3 separate regions of the Homo sapiens genome follow, and regions 1 and 2 are each linked to region 3. The links are chromatin contacts, found by Hi-C or POLR2A ChIA-PET in ENCODE. All regions are on one chromosome and are shown on one strand. Each heading gives the region's core, a stretch centred on a gene start or an enhancer-like site at or near the end of the contact. The rest is flanking DNA. Distances are from core to core; before and after follow the strand shown. Region 1 holds the start of LINC02786 (long intergenic non-protein coding RNA 2786). Region 2 overlaps INPP5B (inositol polyphosphate-5-phosphatase B). Region 3 holds the start of MIR3659HG (MIR3659 host gene).

Region 1 (4,103 bases), core at 905-3,404, 94 kb after region 3:
TGGGAACTGCAGGTGGATTAGGCACACTTCAGGGTTCCAGGGCAGGTGTGTCTCCTTAGCTTCCCCATCTGCAAAATGGGGCTGATGATTTTTTACTGTTGGCGACATCCCAGGGACACTGTGAGGGAAACTGGGCGAAAGTCCAGGTGTACGGATGAGCTTATTTGGGAACTGGTGGCTTTGGAACTCATAACGAATGCAACCCATCAGGGTGCCCAAGACCTTGCAAAGGATCCCCTCCTACCCCCAGCTTCTTTCTTCCTCCTTACTACCCAGCACCCCCTGTACTCCCCCAGCACTGGAGAGCTGAGAATGCAGCCCAGGGCTCTGAGCTCGAGGCCTTGGAATTCCTCTATTCCCCTACTGCCTTCTTCAAGGGAACTATTAATTGTAATTTAAGCCTCCCAAGTTAAAAGCAGCGTGCAGATTTAAGGATTCTTTCATCCCAATTACACATCGTTTCTGGCTGCACTTTAGTGCCAGGCTTTTATCTGTTGTTCTGGGGAATCACTTATTGGCCAGAGCAGCGGGCTCCACGCAGATTGCTCCCTGATTATGTTTAATGGCAAATGGAGAGTTAACTCTCCTCCCTCCCCGGAGCTGTGTCGGCACTTTTCCCAGCCCAGCCGAGAGCAGCCCAGGGGAACAGGAGGGCATGGAATGGGGGAGCTGCAGGGACCTCCATGTCCTGGGACTGTTTGTGCAGGGCTCCGAGGGGACCCATGTGGCTCAGGGTGGCTAAGGGGGCAATGCTGCCCCCACCCGCTGGATGACCCAAGTGCTGTGTTTCAAATGCTGATAGCAGCCCTTTGTTTATTCTACACATTCCACTACCATGGGAGGCTACTGTGCATTCATGCCTTGGGCTGGCCTGTTTCCTCACCCACACTGGAGTGTGCCCGGCAGTTAGGGCCACTGCATCAGTCTTATACACACTTGCACACTCCGGGTGAGCCCAGCTCCTGAACCTGCACTGCCACACGCACACTCACACACACTCACACTCACAATCAACATCTCCATGTGCACGATCACACTCGACTTGCATAGACTCCCTACTCTCACCTGCGAGCACGCTCTCAGCTCAGTCCCAAACATGCACAGGGCTGGACCCTTCTCCACCATCAAATGGAGACTTTTCTGTCTGTCTTTTTGTCTTTTGCTCACAGAATTAGGCTGCCAGAGGAGCTTGGAGTGGATCTTGGAATGTCAGGTGATGAGATCATAGACTCAGACCCCTGTGCCATTGAGCCCCCAGGGTCACTCACTTCCACTGGGTTCCTGAGCCCCAGTAGGATTGTACCTTGTCACAGAGTTTGGGCTGGCTCAGTCCTTTGGATGCTACTCTGTGAATCTCAAACTTGACGCTCCAAAGCAGAGCTCCTGGTCTCCCCCAAACCTGCTTCTCCTGCAGTCCTCCCCCGTCTCAGCTCTTGGCAAGTCCTTGCTTCCATTGCTCAGGACAAAAAAACCCTGGAGTCATTCTTGACTCCTCTCTTTTTCTCACTTCCTACTTCTAGTCCATCAGCAGATCATGCTGGCTGTATTTTAAATACATATTCTTAATCTGATCACTTCTCACCACCCCCACTGCCACCACCTCGACCAACCCCACGAAGACCTGGTTTACTGTAGCAACCTCCAGACAGGCTTTCCTGCTCCTGCTCCTCCCCTCCATGCGGCAGCCAGACCCTGTCCTTCTCTGCTCCTCTTGAAGAAATACTTGAGGACCTTACAGGGGCTTGTGAGTCCTTATGTGATCTGCTCCTTTAACCCCACCCACTCCTGACTTCTCCTCCCCTATTTTCTCTCCTGCACTCCTCTCCAGCCACAATGACCTCCTTGCTGCACCCGTGCCTTAGAGTCTTTGCTGTTTCTCTGCCTAGAATGCTTTTCTACCCGATCTTTGCTTGAATAACCCTCTTCCTCCTCCTTCAAGCCTGCTCCAATGTCACTTCTTAGTGAGATCACCTTAAATATCCTATTGATCCTGCAACCTGCTGCCCCTTCAGCCCTGCTCTCCCAATCCAACTTACTCTGCTTTTATTCTTTTTTTTCCTTTTTCTCTTTTTCAGCAGAACATATACCTTCTATCACAAGTTGGGTGCACTGGGAAACAGACTCCGACAGAGACTTCGGCTTGCAGGAGGTTTACAGGGGAAGGCTCTCACAGTGGAGGAAGCAGAACCAGGCAGAGGGAACAGTTGAATTGTGATGTAGTCACAACAAAGGCCTCAGCTGACCCCATGGGGAGCTGTGAGCTGGGGGGACTTTCAGAGTCGCTCTGCATTAAGGTGAGGGGGCTGGGGAACTTATAGCTTCATCTACCTACTATTGGGTGTGGGCTGCCCCCAGGGAAGGGGAGTGACCTTGGGTAAAGCAGCTGTCTTCTTTGAGCACAATTCTGGGGAGGGACTCAGCTGAATGGCTTTGGCCACCAGTGCTCAAAGCAGCTGGGGGTGAGTGCATCCGCTCAGAAGTGGAGAACTGGGTGCCACACCACAGCGTCCACTTTGTCTTTTACTATACATAAATGAGTAAATGTTAATATATAAAATTTATTGTTTGTTGTCTGGGTGCAGTGGCTCATACCTGTAATCCCAGCATTTTGGGAGGCCGAAGCAGGTGGATCACTTGAGGCCAGGAGTTAGAAATCAGCCTGACCAACATGGTGAAACTCCGTCTCTAGTAAAAATACAAAAATTAGCCAGGCATGGGGGCATGCACCTGTAATCTCAGGTACTTGGAAGGCTGAGGCAGGAGAGTCGCTTGAACCTGGGAAGCGGAGGTTGCAGTGAGCTGAGATCATGCCACTGCACTCTAGCCTGGGCAACAGTGAGACTGTCTCAAAAAAATAAAATAAAATAAAATTTACTGTTTGTCTATCTCTCCCTCTAGAAAAGTCCCATGAGGAAAGGGGATCTCTGTGGGTATAGCTCCCTGATGTTTTCCAAGTGCCTGGAACAGTTTTGGCCCATAGTAGGCTCTCCATATATATTTGCTGAATGAATGAATGAACCTGCCCGTTTTTCAGTGTGCTGCTTGTGACTGCCATCAATTTCACTGGAATCTCAATCCCAGTTTTGCTACCAACCAGTTGTGCAAACTATGGGCAAGTTGTCTAACTTTTTGGAGCCTCTGCTTCTTCATCAGTAAAATGGAATAATAGAAGTACCCATCTGACAGGGTTTTAGGATGTAGTTAACTAATGTTTGTAAAGCGCTTTGCAGGTGCTTTGGACAAAGCTGATAGTCACTGAATATTAACTTGTTGTTAATGTTGTTAGTACCTTGGGCTCTCCTTGCTTTGGGTTGCTGCCAGGATTCTTATCAGACTTGAAGACAAAGCCAAAACTCCAGCTGGGAAATCTTGACTTTCCAGGTATACAGGAAGAGGTGGTGTACAGAAGTCTGATCTGCAGAGGTCATTATTGGTTAATGAGGATAGAGGTCTGCTTACAAGTCTCTGGCCGGAATCCTTGCCTTGGGGCAGCTCAATGTGTACCTGTGTGTGTACATGTGTCTGCACACATGATTGCACAGAGTTAATGCAAGCTACATTCAAAGCTGTGCATTCCTAAAGGATAACTGCTCATAGGTATTAGGCCCATATAGGAAGCCAGTCATTAGCAGGGTCAAAAGAGCTATCTTTCCTTCCTATCTTCTGCTCACTCTTTACCTTCTACGTGGGCTTCTTCCCCATTGCTCCTCTGAATGAACTCACTTCCCAATATGCAGTGACTTCCTTGTGGTCAAGTCCAGTGGTTGCTTACTTGACCTCAGCAACAATACTGACCACCACTCTCCATCTTTACTTCCCTGATTTGGGTATAATGAATACCATGGTATGTCTCCCTGGCTTTCCTGCAAAAGGACTCATTGAGGCACTCTGTTCTCCCAGTCAATGAAAGCATCTGTGGCCAACAATATTCTGAGTCTTTTCCCAAGAACTGCCTTTGGCCAAATGGAACTGCCTCTCCCAAGTGTTACGCCACCTCCCAAGGGTTATTACACCACCTCCCAAAGGGTACTACATCTCCCTGGAGATAGTTCCAATTCAATAATGGATAACTCTTCCTTCATTTTGGGACATCTCTAAAGGGT
Region 2 (3,864 bases), core at 1,075-3,574, 120 kb before region 3:
AGGGAAGAGTCAAGGATACCCTGAGGTTGTTAGTGACTGCATTCAGAAATATGAAAATGGAGGGAGGAAAGGAGTAAGTGCAGTTCTTTTTTTTTTTTGAGATGGAGTCTCGCTGTGTCGCCCAGGCTGGAGTGCAGTGGCGTGATCTCTGCTCACTGCAACCTCTGCCTCCAGGGTTCAAGTGATTCTTCTGTCTCAGCTTCCCAAGTGGCACGCAGATTACAGACGCAAGCCACCACACCTGGCTAATTTTTGTATTTTTAGTAAAGACAGGTTTTCACCATGTTGGCCAGGCTGGTCTCAAACTCCTGACCTCAGGTGATCCACCTGCCTCAGCCTCCCAAAGTGCTGAGATTACAGGCCTGAGCCACTGTGCCCAGCCAATGCAGTTCTTATCAGGAAGAAATCCCCCTAGGATAGACCCTGAAGACAGCAGCCAGGTTCTCAGTTCTCAGAGGTGAGCATTTACCATTTCTTTTTCTTTTTTTTTTTTGAGACAGAGTCTCGCTCTTGCCCAGGCTGGAGTGCAGTGGCGTGATCTCGGCTCACTGCAACCTCCACCTCTGGGGTTCAAGCGATTCTCGTACCTCAGCCTCTTGACTAGCTGGGACTACAGGCATGTGCCACCCTGCCGGGCTAATTTTTGTATTTTTAGTAGAAACAGGGTTTCGCCATGTTGACCAGGCTGATCTCAAACTCCTGGCCTCAAGTGACCCGCCCACCTCAGCCTCCCAAAGTGCTGGGATTACAGGCATGAGCCACCGCTGCTGGCCAGCATTTCCCATTTCTAATTGTATTTCCCAAATGAAAGCACGTCTAAATAATTAGCATTGCTTAAGTCCTGTGTGACTTTCCAGGAGGCAAACATTCACTCCCATTTTAAAGACATAAGAGGAAAGTTGAGACACACGTTTAATATCGTACAAAGAGGTCAAGCGCGGTGGCTCATGCCTGTAATCCCAGCACTTTGGGAGGCAGAGGCGGGAAGATCACTTGAGGTCAGGAGTTTGAGACCGGCCTGGGCAACACAGGGAGATCTCGTCTCTAAAAACAAAAAGAGGCTGCGCATGGTGGCTCACACCTGTAATGCCAGCACTTTGGGAGGCCAAGGCAGGCTGAATCACTTGAGGTCAGGAGTTCAAGACCAGCCTGGCCAACATGGTGAAACCCTGTCTCTACTAAAAATATAAAAATTAGTCCAGGCATGATGGCTCACGCCTATAATCCCAGCACTTTGGGAGGCCAAGGTGGGCAGATCACCTGAAATCAGGAGTTCAAGATCAGCCTGGCCAACATGTTGAAACCCCGTCTTTACTGAAAATACAAAGAGTAGCCAGACATGTTAGCACATGCCTGTAATCTCAGCTACTTGGGAGGCTGAGGCAGGAGAACTGCTTAAACCCAGGAGGTGGAGGCTGCAGTGAGCAGAGATCACACCACTGCACTCCAGCCTGGGTGACAGAGTGAGACTCCGTCTCAAAAAAATAAAATAAAATAAAAATAAAAATAAATAAAAACAAAAAGAGAAAGTAATAGTGCACCAAGGAACCATGAAGAAAAGAAAAAGAAAAATGTCCAGGCCTCTTGACATCCACTTTGTTTAAATTCTCATCATTGGCATTCCAAGAAAGAAAGTCTCTTCTCATTCATATTTGCTAGCTTCAGTTCATGTATGGATCACCAATAACAAAACTGTTAGAGCGTAATTTATTTTATATATTTATCTATTTAAATTTAGAGATATCACTATGTTGCCCAGGCTGGTCTGGAACTCCTCAAGCAAGACTCCTGCCTCAGCCTCCGAGTAGCTGGGACTACAGGTGCGCACCACTGTGCCGGGCTAACAGTATATTTTAAGTAGCAAAGAAAAACATGCAAGTCAGCTAGCATCTATCCTCCAACAGTACAGTATCTTTCCTCTAATAAATATATTGATGCCTCCCTCTTCCTGAACTGTCCCTCCCTGAGGATTTTTCTGTTCAAAGCTCCACTTCTAACTGAGTGTTTGTGGGTCACCTCACTTGCTCTCAACAATAACTGCAGAATTCCAAAACAAACTGTTTTCAGAAGAAAAAAAGAATCTTTAGGGGGTTCTCTTGTACTAGAAACATAAAACTGGATTAAATGGCCCAAAGAAGGAAAATGGAGAGGGGAACAACAAAAGGAAGAAGAAAAACGAATACAGTTCTCTTTTGTTTAAGGAAACAAAGTGACTTAAAATAAGTTACTTAGGAGCCTGCAGAGCTTCCCACAACGGTGGAAATGATGGGCAATATTTGTTCTCTAAGATAAACAAAAGCAAATTTATTTTCTCCATGCTAAAAGGATATGTTGGTCACACAAGTTTTACCTATTAGTACTGACAAAACAAGATGAAAGAGAGAGTGAGAGAGAAAACCACCCCGGGGGCTATTTTGCTAACATGCTCTCTGGCTTCTACTCTGGTAAACTAGGTTACCCTTTATGTTACCCTGAGATATAAATAGCATTCATTTCCTTTCACTGGCATGACAGACTTTAATACTTTGTTTCCTGGGTCCAGAAGAAAAAATACTTAAACACATCCCCTTGTAAATTTGAGTTACTACAAAGCTGGTTCATTTCTTTTTTTTTTTGAGACGGAGTCTCACTGTCGTCAGGCTGGCATGCAGTGGCGTGATCTCAGCCCACTGCAACCTCCGCCTCCCAGGTTCAAGTGATTGCTTCAGCCTCTCAAGTAGCTGGGATACAGGCGCACGCCACCACGCCCAGCTAATTTTTTATATTTTAGTAGAGATGGGGTTTCACCACGTTGGCCAGGATGGTCTTGAACTCCTGACCTTGTGATCCGCCCACCTCGGCCTCTGAAAGTGCTGGGATTACAGGCTTGAGCCACCACACCCGGCGAAGCTGGCTCATTTCTAATCAACTTTGGATTAAAAAAAAACAAAATGTATTTGCTATTACTGCTTTGTTAAAATAGCCCAGAATGGCCCCTGTGGGACTTCTGAGTAGCCATTTCCTTTTTAGTGCATAGTTCAAAACCCTCCAGAACACAGCTCCAGGTTTTGCATGTACCCAGGATGCAATGCAGGTGAACATTTTACAGACTGACTTGGATAAGTACTGGGCCCTGTACAGGATCCTCAATGGGGTTTTCTGAATAAGAGCAACTTCAGTTGCTAGATGGAAATAATGAGGTATTTCTCCCAAATCAGACTTCACTCTTTTTAAGGAAAGAAAAAGCTGCAAAAGGAAGTTAACAGCATCCCTGGTCATCTAGTGGTTAGGAAGAAAAAAAAAGAAAAGAAAAAAGATGTTAAGAACAGTGAGGCCAGGCGCGGTGGCTCACGCCTGTAATCTCAGCACTTTGGGAGGCCCAGGCGGGCAGATCACAAGGTCAGGAGATGGAGACCATCCTGGCCAACAAGGTGAAACACCATCCCTACTAAAAATACAAAAATTAGCTGGGTGTGGTGGCGTGCAGGTGCATGTATGTAGTCCCAGCTACTAGAGAGGCTAAGGCAGGAGAATTACTTGAACCCGGGAGGTGGAAGTTGCAGTGAGCCAAGATCGTGCCACTGCACTCCTAGCCTGGTGACACAGCAAGACTCCGTCTCAAAAAAAAAAAGGAGCAGTTAAATAAGTGCAGGAGCAGAAAGACTCCTACCAATCTACCGATTCAACTACCAATCTAAAGTCAGTGCAAGCTGGGCTTGGCAAGAGAATCACGTGAACAAGCTGCCACTCAACCAAAAGCATTACCTGACTTCAACACCACAAGTTACCTCCTAGACACTGGTCTGAACCTGAAGACGTGGATTCCAGTCTGAAACTAGCTCCATTTCATTTTTCTTTTTCTTTCTTTTTTTTTTTTTTTGAGAC
Region 3 (4,103 bases), core at 868-3,367:
CCCGCACTGCGTTACCTGTCGCTTTGGGGAGGCCGCTGCCGGGATCCGGCCCCGAACAGCCCGGGGGGGCAGGGGCGGGGGTCGTCGAGGGGATGGGGGCAGAGAGCAGGCGGCGGGCAGGATGCCCGGGGTGAGTTGGCGAGTTCCGGATCTTCGCTCCTCTCTCCCGGGGCTCGGGCGACGCAGCCTACCGGGCTGTCTTCGCCGCTCACCGGAGAGGGTCGTCCGGGTGTTTGGTTTTGTTCGAAAGTTTCTGGGCTTTTTTTTTTTTTTGTAAAATCCAAAGCAACCGAACAAAAAGAGTCCAGGCCGCGCGGGCGGGCTGCGCGCCCGCGCCCTGCAGCGCGCCGGCGGGGGCCCGGCCCGCGGGGTCACTGCACTGAGCCGGGCAGTGTGTGGTGGTGGTGGTGGTGCAGCGCCGCCGGCGGGGGCGGTGGGGGCGCGGAGGGTGGCGATGCGCCGCCCCCGCCAGGCCCTAGCTCCCCAGGCGCGTATACATCGTCCATGGGCGGGTGGCCCGCGCCGGCCGCAGGGGTCATGCGCTTCTCCTTCTGCCGCCGGTTGCAGAACCAGACGCGCACCACCTCCTTCTCCAGCTGCAGGCTGTCTGCCAAGCCGGTGATCTCGTGCGCCGAGGGCTTGGGGCACTTGAGAAAGTGGCTCTCGAGCGCGCCTTTGACCCCCACCTCGATGGACGTGCGCTTCTTGCGCTTGCGGCCCTGCGCCGCGATCTTGTCCAGGTTGGTGGGGCTGCCGCTGGACGAGTCGGTCTCCTCCAGCCACTTGTTGAGCAGCGGCTTGAGCTTGCACATGTTCTTGAAGCTCAGCTGCAGGGCCTCGAAGCGGCAGATGGTGGTCTGCGAGAACACGTTACCGTAGAGCGTGCCCAGCGCCAGCCCCACGTCGGCCTGCGTAAAGCCCAGCTTGATGCGCCGCTGCTTGAACTGCTTGGCGAACTGCTCCAGGTCGTCCGAGCTGGGCGCATCCTCGTCCGAGTGCTCGCCCACCGATGAGCCGCCGCCGCCCGCGCCCGGGTGCAGGTGCGCCGCCGCCGCGTGCAGGCCGCCCGCGTGTGCATGTCCGTGTGCGTGTCCGTGGGCGCCCAGATGCGGCGGCGGCGACGGCTCCAGCTGCGCCTCGTGGCCATCCTCGTGCAGCGCGTGGTGCAGGCCCGGCCCCGCGCCGCCACCGCCCGCCGCCAGCATCCCGGCCAGGCCGCCGCCGCCGCCCCCCGGGTAGGCCGCCTGCGCGTACAGCCCGAGCGGCTGGGGCTGGTGGCCCCCGCTGGCCCCGGGCGAGGGCGACATGGCCGGGCCCAAGTGGTGCGCTGTGCTGCCCTGCGCCCATGCCGCGCCCGCGTGGGCCGCCCCCTGGTGCACCAGGCGCGCGTGGAAACCTCCGCCGCCGCCGCCGTCGTCGGCTCGGCCGGTGCCGCCGCCGCCTGCCTTGCCGTGTTCTAGGTGCGGGCCGCCGGCCCAATCGCCGCCGCCGCCTCCTCCCGTGGGTAGCCACTGGGGGTGCGCTAGGCCCACGGGGTGGCCCGCGCCCGCGCCCAGCCACTCGTGGTGCATCAGCTTCTGCACTTCGCGGTACGCGGCCCCTGCATGCAATCGCTCCGCGGCCGCCGCCGCCGCCGCCGCCGCCGCGGCGTCCGGGTGCATAAGCGGCCCGGTGCCCCCGGCTCCGCCACCGGGGCCCCGCGGCAGGTACTGCGCGGTGGTGGCCATGCCGCCCCGCGCCCTGCGCCGCGCCGCCGCCGCCGCTCCGCTCCGTCTGCGGGCCCCGCCGCCTCGCTCCGCCGGCTTAAAGCCCCGACCCGCTCGGCGCTCCGGAGCCCCACCCCGCCCGCCGCCCATTGGCTGCCCGCGGAGCTGCCTCCCGCCTCCCCTGCCCGGCCCCCGCCCCGCGCGCCCGCCCGCCACCCTGCCCGGCCGCCCAGAGCTCTCCATTGGGCGTCGCTCCCGGGGTCCCGCGCGCCGGCCGTGCTGATTGGCCGCTGGGGCTTCATTCACGGCCCCCCTACCGTCCGCGTACACACTCACGCCCCGGGGGCGCGGCCGCCACGTGGGGAGTGGCGCGGGGGTGGCCCTGGGACCGCACCCCCTCTCGTCCTGGCTGTGTGGGCCCCGCTTTCCCCCAGCGCTGGAGACTCCGAGCCCGGCCGGTCCCACATTCCACGCGAGCTGAATTCCCGCCCGCATCCCGCCCGGGCAGCAGGGATTGCCGGCTCCGGGAGGCGCTCGGGCTCCGAGAAGCGGCTCAGCCCCGCGCCCCTCCCTCCTCAGTACCGCTGCCGGCGGACCAGGATTCCCGCGGGTCCTGGCGGCTGCGAGCGCGAGGCGGCGCGGATTCGCGGCTCGGTTCCGGCGCGACTGCTCACCGCGCCCGCCTCGCCTCCCGCGGCTGCCAGCGTGCACTGGGCGCTCCTCGGCGCGTCTGCCCGGCCCGTCTCGGCTTTCCTTCTCCTTCCTCTAGTCCCAGCGTCACAACTCCGCCGACCTCCTCTGCCCTGAGAGCGCGTCCGGTGCGGGCGGAGTCGGACGGACTCTGGCTTCACGCCTCGCGCGGGCACACCTTCTCCCGGGCACTGAGGCCCAGGTGAGTACCGCGCGGGCAGCTGGGGCTGGGACGGCGGGCGGCAGCGGTTCTACAGTCCTACGCGAGCCCCTGGTACCCGGCCGCGCTCCGGGGTTCCAGAAGGAGAAGATCTCGAGGTGGAGACTGTGGCTCCGGGGAAAACGCTGCTGGCAAGGGCGCTAGTTGGGGGTGGACGTTGGGCCCAGGGGTATCTGACCTGCGCCGCTGCAGCCTTCTCGCTCCTTCTCCCAGCTTGAACGGCTCATCGGCTGTGGTCGTGGTGGGATCACGCCCCGGGAGAGGAGAAGGATGGGCTCAGGGAAGGGGCTCGGGCTCTCCAGAAATCCGGCGTGCAGGCCGGGAGCTGTCCAGCCTCGCTAAGAGCCCTGGGCTAGAGTTTGCCCGGACTTGCCTGGAGCTGCTGAAAAGGGAATTGAGATTGAGGAGGCCTTGTTGGAAAGGTGGGCAGTGGAATTTAGCTACCTCCTCACGCCCCAGCCCTTGAGGACTCCCTGAAGGATCTTGAGTGGAGTCGGACCTCACTGCAGTTCCTTTGTGCCTTCTTACCCGACCTTGGGCCCCAGGCTGAGGGTACTGAGCTGTGTTTTCTCCTCTTCCCCACACCGAGGCTTGGGTCCCAGGGAGTCTTCAGCTGCCAGTCCTCCCTCTTTTCTCTCCTGGATCTAGCCTCAAGTGGATTTATAGCTTACAGGGCCCTGGGGTCCCAGATCACAGAACTGAGCTGGGGGCCCACCTAGGGCCCCACTGGGCAAATCAGGTCTGTGGAATAAATCCTTAGATTGAAAAAAGTTGCTGGGGGCTCAGGTGGCAGCTGCCATTGGAACGATCCAGGGCGGCTGGGACAGAGTTGACAGTGACAGGGGTCACCCTGGGCACAGACTTTGATCATGTGGGCCCTGAATGCCCTAGGACCAGCCAGGGAAGGAGTGGGACAGAGCAGGGCCCTTATCCTGCCATTGGCCACTGTCCTGAGCAGGCTCCGTGGTCCCACCCTAGCTGTAAGAGCTGCGATGGAGCTCTGTGTCTGAACCGAGCTAGAGATACTGGGCTTTCCTGGACTCTGGCCCAGGGAATGGTCACCTTGAGGCAGCCCAGGTCTTTCACCTTTCCCAGGCCTGGGAGGTAGGAGGAAGACTGGGAATTCCGCAGTGAAGTCCATGCTCGTGCCAGCCCTAACCAGGCCTGTGTGATATTGAAGCTTGGGCTTTCAACCTGGAGCTGCCATCATCTCCCTGGGCAAGAGTAACTCTGGTCTAGCCTTCCTAGCTCTTGGTTTTCCTTCCTGTATGTTGGGAATAACAGTACTATAGGCAGCCCACCTGTCTCACTAAGGTAGGTCAGATAGTTATGTGAGACAACGGGGGTGTAAAGCTCTCAGATAGGTGTTTACTTTGGTCGTTTCCATTGTTGCTGTTCAGTGACAGGCAAGGCATTCCCCCTCTCTAACTAAATCTCAGTTTCTCCACCTGTAGCGTGGGATTGCAGAGGTTTGGACCAGTCGACCT

Evidence for each region. A loop is a pair of places that touch in the nucleus more often than their neighbours do. ChIA-PET counts read pairs that join two places held with the same protein, here RNA polymerase II (POLR2A). Pooled maps may share reads with other maps.
Region 1: a loop to region 3 is called in a map of PC-9, with 5 times the contacts of the local background. The contact joins the promoter of LINC02786 here to the promoter of MIR3659HG in region 3. A Hi-C loop is called at or near these places in 14 of 168 maps with a recorded cell type or tissue (PC-3, PC-9, aorta and 11 more) and 16 of 50 pooled maps. POLR2A ChIA-PET finds 5 or more read pairs at or near these places in 1 of 52 experiments (WTC11).
Region 2: a loop to region 3 is called in a pooled map, with 2.2 times the contacts of the local background. The contact joins the enhancer-like site here to the promoter of MIR3659HG in region 3. A Hi-C loop is called at or near these places in 7 of 50 pooled maps. POLR2A ChIA-PET finds 5 or more read pairs at or near these places in 3 of 52 experiments (WTC11, activated CD4-positive, alpha-beta T cell and activated T-cell).

What each region holds. Positions count from the first base shown.
Region 1 is chr1:38,139,421-38,143,523 of GRCh38, forward strand. LINC02786 (long intergenic non-protein coding RNA 2786) reads right to left here and starts at 2,155. Exons shown (of 6, transcript XR_001737991.3): 1 at 2,037-2,155. It overlaps LOC105378654 (a long non-coding RNA gene), which reads left to right and starts at 2,251. Exons shown (of 7, transcript XR_001737987.2): 1 at 2,251-2,294. RefSeq lists an enhancer at 697-1,610.
Region 2 is chr1:37,923,696-37,927,559 of GRCh38, forward strand. The region is part of intron 7 of INPP5B (inositol polyphosphate-5-phosphatase B); the gene reads right to left. Among named protein-coding and RNA genes, the nearest start is that of INPP5B, 21 kb to the right of the region's middle. RefSeq lists an enhancer at 2,468-2,707. Within about 2 kb of position 2,325, at least 5 of the 41 ENCODE cell types and tissues checked have a DNase peak (open chromatin) inside an H3K27ac peak, as active enhancers do.
Region 3 is chr1:38,045,017-38,049,119 of GRCh38, forward strand. MIR3659HG (MIR3659 host gene) reads left to right here and starts at 2,118. Exons shown (of 5, transcript NR_168386.1): 1 at 2,118-2,598. It overlaps POU3F1 (POU class 3 homeobox 1), which reads right to left and starts at 1,777. Exons shown (of 1, transcript NM_002699.4): 1 at 1-1,777. The coding sequence starts at 1,727. The coding sequence ends at 372. RefSeq lists a silencer at 1,838-2,167 and enhancers at 2,080-2,580, 2,581-3,081.